Linked DNA regions of Homo sapiens: region 2 is linked to region 1. A link is a loop called in an ENCODE intact Hi-C map of the cell type or tissue named here. Cell type or tissue: OCI-LY7. All regions are shown on one strand. Region 1 has its middle 13 kb from the start of CCDC124. Region 2 has its middle 3.5 kb from the start of MAST3.

What was found. Peaks named below come from ENCODE experiments on the same cell type or tissue, not always from the same donor. Only the 100,000 strongest peaks of a DNase experiment are listed, where the experiment ranks them.
Region 2: a loop joins it to region 1, with 2.5 times the contacts of the local background. A loop is called at or near these places in 2 of 110 quality-filtered maps.

What each region holds. Positions count from the first base shown.
Region 1 is chr19:17,945,134-17,947,633 of GRCh38, reverse strand. No RefSeq gene overlaps it. Among named protein-coding and RNA genes, the nearest start is that of CCDC124, 13 kb to the right of the region's middle. In OCI-LY7, a CTCF peak has its summit at 1,185 (motif pointing left); a DNase peak (open chromatin) is centred at 1,113; H3K4me3 peaks cover 368 bases; H3K27ac peaks cover 950 bases.
Region 2 is chr19:18,093,032-18,095,531 of GRCh38, reverse strand. It overlaps a transcript of IL12RB1 not described here. Among named protein-coding and RNA genes, the nearest start is that of MAST3, 3.5 kb to the left of the region's middle. RefSeq lists a silencer at 1,823-1,902. In OCI-LY7, a CTCF peak has its summit at 1,033; a DNase peak (open chromatin) is centred at 1,881; H3K27ac peaks cover 2,135 bases.

The sequences.
Region 1 (2,500 bases):
CGCCGCTCTGATCGGCTCTCTGCCCTGCTCATAACCCCACCGGGGCTCCCCATCGTCCTGGGGTGAAGCCCCACTCCTTTGCCTGGCGTCCGAGGCCCTGTGTGCCCAGTCGTGTCTGGCTGGCCCTCCCGTCGGCTTCTTCCCTCGGATCGATTACCATTGGTCCCCGACCTTCTCTCATCCCCAGCCAGAAAGACCCTAATATGGTCATGTGGGCCAAGCCCTTCCCCACGTACCCTTCCCAGGTACCATCTCCTTGATTCTCCAGATAGCCTGGGGTTGGGCGCGGTTTTTAGTCCTATTTTACCGGAGAAACTGAGGCTTAGATCATTCAGAACCTTGTCTAAGGTCTCAGAAGAGTCAGAGGTGGGATTCAAACCCAGGCCTCCATTTGTGGGGAGCTATATGGGCTATTCCATTCATTTCCTGGCTGACATCTTCAGCCCCAATTCTGGGCCCCAAAACTACCCCTGCTGCCTTCCTGGCGGCTCTGGGTGCTTCCCGGCTATGTGACACAGGCAGGTGACTTAGTTTTCTTTCTCTTTTCCTTTTTTTTTTTTTTTTTTTGAGACAGAGTTTTGCTCTCCTTGCCCAGGCTGGAGTGCGATGGTGTGGCCTCGGCTCACTCTGCCTCCCGGGTTCAAGCGACTCTCCTGCCTCAGCCTCCAGAGTAGCTGGGATCACAGACGCCCGCCACCACGCCCGGCTTTTTTTTTTAGATGGAATCTCTCTCTGTCGCCCAGGCTGGAGTACAGTGGCATGAACTCGGCTCACTGCAACCTCCGCCTCCCGGGTTCAAGCGATTCTCCTGCCTCAGGCTCCCGAGTAGCTGGGATTACAGGCATGCACCACCACGCCTGGCTAATTTTGTATTTTTAGTAGAGACGGGGTTTCTCCATGTTGGTCAGGCCGGTCTCGAACTCCCGACCTCAGGTGATCCACCCACCTGGGCCTCCCAAAGTGTTGGGATTACAGGCGTGAGCCACTGTGCCCAGCCTTAGTTTTCTTATATACAAAGACGATCAATATCTCATAGGGGCTGTCCCCAGGGCTCAGTGAGGGGCTGCTGCCACCTGTTTGGCCAAGGCCTGGCACCCAGTGGTGCCACTGCCTGTCTCCTCCCACGTGGGGGACTCTGCTCGTTGGTGCCCCCTGCAGGATGCAGGGGGCCTTACCTTCCTCTCCTTTCCCTAACCCTCACCAAAGGTCTCTCCCAGATATCCCACGTTTCCTACAGTCATTGTCTCAGGGTTGGTTCTTGGGGGACCTCCAAACTAAGCTAGTGTCCAACATATGTTGGTTAGTTTTTATGTTAACTTCAGCTGTACCCAGTTTATTTTTTAGAGACGGGGTCTCGCTCCGTCGCCCAGGCTGCAGTGCAGTGGCACAGTTATGGCTCACTGCAACCTCCTCACTGCAACCTCTAACTCAACCTCAAGGGATTCTCCCACCTCGGCCTCCAAAGAAGGTGGGACCACAGGCACATGCCATCACGCCCTAATTTTAAACTTTTTCTGTAGAGACAAAGTCTTGCTTTCTTGCCCAGGCTGGTCTCAAACTGCTGAATTCAAAAGATCCTTCCACTGTGGCCTCCCAAAGTCCTGCGATTATAGATAGGTGTGAGCCACCGTGCCTCACCTGTACCTAGTTATTCCTGGCACCTTTTACCCTCCGTTGAACAGGAAGCAGTGTGACTTCCAGACCTTTGCACATGTGATTTCTTCGACTTTTCTGTCCCTTGTCTGTGTGGAGAGCTCCTATGCATCCTGAAAGTCCCGTCCTCCATGATACATTCTATCTCCCACCTCTGGGCAGAGCCTAGCCCCTTCCAGCCTGCCCAGCCCTCCAGCCCTGACTACACAGAGCTGAGGACCTCTGTGGGGACCTGCATGCACTAAGCCTTGTGATCTGGGAGGACAGTGATTTTTTTTTTTTTTTTTTTGAGATGGAGTCTCGCTCTGTTGCCCAGGCTGGAGTTCAGTGGCTCACTGCAACCTCCAACTCCCAGGTTCAAGCGATTCTCCTGCCTCAACCTCCCGAGTAGCTGGGACTACAGGCACTTGCCGCCATGCCCGTCTAACTTTTTGTATTTTTAGTGGAGATAGGGTTTCACCATGTTTCCCAGGCTAGTGTCGAACTCCTGAGCTCAGGTGACCCACCCGCCTTGGCCTCCCAAAGTGCTGGGATTACAGGCCTGAGCCACCGCACCCAGCAGGACGGTGTTCTTGGTGGAGGGATCAAGCCTTCTGTGTTGGAGGGTCTCAGAAGCCAAGAGTAAGGAGGCTGGAAGTACTGAGCTGAGAGGGTAATGGGGAGTCAGGGGACAGCCCTATGGGCATAGGAAGTGGGTGTCACCTGGGCAAGAGCCACAGCAGTGGCCTGGTAAGTCCTTCAACCCTACCCTCTACCCTTGTGCCTCAGTTCCCCCCACTGTTATGGATGACCTTGGACAGCAGGGCTGTCCAAGGCCAGGCACACAGTGGGGACTTGATGGCCATTT
Region 2 (2,500 bases), 150 kb before region 1:
CATTCCCCCTCTCTCAGCCCCTGGCAACTACCAATCTGCTTCCTGTTCTATGAATTTTCCTGTGCTGGATATTTCATAAAAATGAAAACATAACATGTGGCCTTATGTGTCTGGCTTCGTTCAGCATCATGCTTTCAAGATGCACCCATGTTGTGGCAAATATCAGTACTTCATTCCGTTTCATGACCAAATAATATTCCATTGTATATATGTACATGTACATTTTGTTGATCCACTCATTTGTTGGTGGTCACTTGGATTTTTTCACATTTTGGTAGCTATTCTGAATAGAGCTGCTATAAACATTGGCATACAACTTTTTGCATAGATTTATTTCTTTATTTATTTATTTTGAGATGAAGTGTTGCTCTGATGCCCAGGCTGGAGTGCAGTCGCGGGATCTTGGCTCACTGCAACCTCTGCCTCCCAGGTTCAATTGATTCTCCTGCCTCAGCCTCCTGAGTAGCTGGGATTACAGACACCCGCCACCACTCCCAGCTAATTTTTGCATTTTTAGTAGAGACGGGGGTTTCACCATGTTGGCCAGGCTGGTCTCAAACTCCTGACCTTTAAGTGATCCATCCACCTTGGCCTCCCGAAAGGCTGGGATTGCAGGTGTGAGCTACCGCCCCCTGCCTTTGTGGATATATTTTGGTTCTCTTGGGTACTTACCTAGGAATGGACTTCCGGGGTCATATGGTGTAACTCTATGTTTTGGGTTGTTTTGTTTTGTTTTGGGACAGGGTCTTGCTCTTTCGCCCAGGCTGGAGGGCGGAGTAGCTGAGACTACAGGCACATGCCGCCATGCCCAGCTAATTTTTTGTATTTTTTGTAGAGACAAGGTTTCGCCATGTTACCCAGGCTGATCTCAAAATCTTGGGCTCAAGCGATCCTCCTGCCTTGGCTTCCCAACGTGCTGGGATTACAGGCATGAGCCACTGCGCCCAGCAACTCTATATTTTAAATTTGTAAAAGACAACCAGGCTGTTTTCCAAAGCAAACACCCAGTTAAATTTAAATTTCCATAAACAATGAATGTTTTTTCAGTGTAAGTATGCCCCCTTCAGTACTTGGGACATAGTTGCATTAAACAACAATGTGTTGGCCGTGTGTGCTGGCTCATGTCTGTAATCCCAGCACTTTGGGAGGCTGAGGTGGGTGGATCATCTGAGGTCAGGAGTTTGAGACCAGCCTGGGCAACATGGTGAAACCGCGTCTCTACTAAAACTACAAAAATTAAGGGGGCGTAATGGGGCACGCCTGTAATCCCCGCTACTCGGGGGGCTGAGGCAGGAGAATCACTTGAACCTGGGAGGCAGAGGTTGCAGTGAGCTGAGATAGTGCCAGTGCACTCCAGCCTGGGTGACAGAGCGAGACTCCATCTCAAACAAAACAAAACAAGACAAAACAAAACACAAACCAATATGTTGGTTGTCTGAAATTCCAATTTAACTGGGAATTTAATTTAAATGTTATTTAATGAATAATGACTACGAGTGAGTTTGTTAAATGAATGAATAGATTTTCTCCTGGCAAACTCCTATGCATCCTTCAACACCCTCTTTAGATGACCCCTCAGGGGCATCAGGGTCTCTTGGCCACATGGAGGGAAGCTCCCCACTCTTCGGGCTGAAGGTCCCTGAGAAGGCAGAAGTCAATGGGGGTGGGGAAGTCGTGTGTTTTATCTGGCAGTCCTACACTAAGTGAACTTCAGGCTGTAGCTTGCACACCCCAAGTGATGAGAAGCTCATGTCCTGCAATGGCCAATTGTTCTGACTCTGGGCAGCTCTGCCTCAAAGTTCTCCCTTAGTCCAGCCTGGGGTGGACATGTGACTCAGACTCGTTTATCCACCTCAGCCACTGTGATTGGTTCAAGGTGTACATGTGACCCAAGCTCAGCCTATCAGAGCCCTCCCTGGGGCTTTGACTGGAATCCTGGGGAAAGAGAGGTTCCCTGAACCAGGGTTGGGTTGGGCATGTGGGAACATGCTGGAGAGAGCCACCAGAGAGGTCTCAAATCCGCTGCTCCATCTGGAGAATTCCTACACTGAACTGCCTCCTGAACAACCCCTCAGTGGGCAAGAAGGAGTGCTTATTGAGTGACTGACTGGACTGACTGAATGAATGAATGCAGTTTTTCTGTGGTTAACACACACACACACACACACACGCACACACACAAGTATATATATATATATATTTGTGTTTTTTTGTTTTTTGTTTTTGAGACAAAAGTCCAGCTCTGTTGGCCAGGCTGAAGTGCAGTGGAGCAATCTCGGCTCACTGCAACCTCCGCCTCCTGGATTCAAGCAATTCTCCTGCGCTCAGCCTCCCGAGTAGCTGGAATTACAGGCACCTGCCACCACACCCGGCTAATCTTTGTATTTTTAGTGGAGACAGGGTTTCACCATGTTTGCCAGGCTGGTCTCAAACTCCTGACCTCAGGCGATCCACCCACCTCAGCCTCCCAAAGTGCTAGGATTACAGGCATGAGCCACTG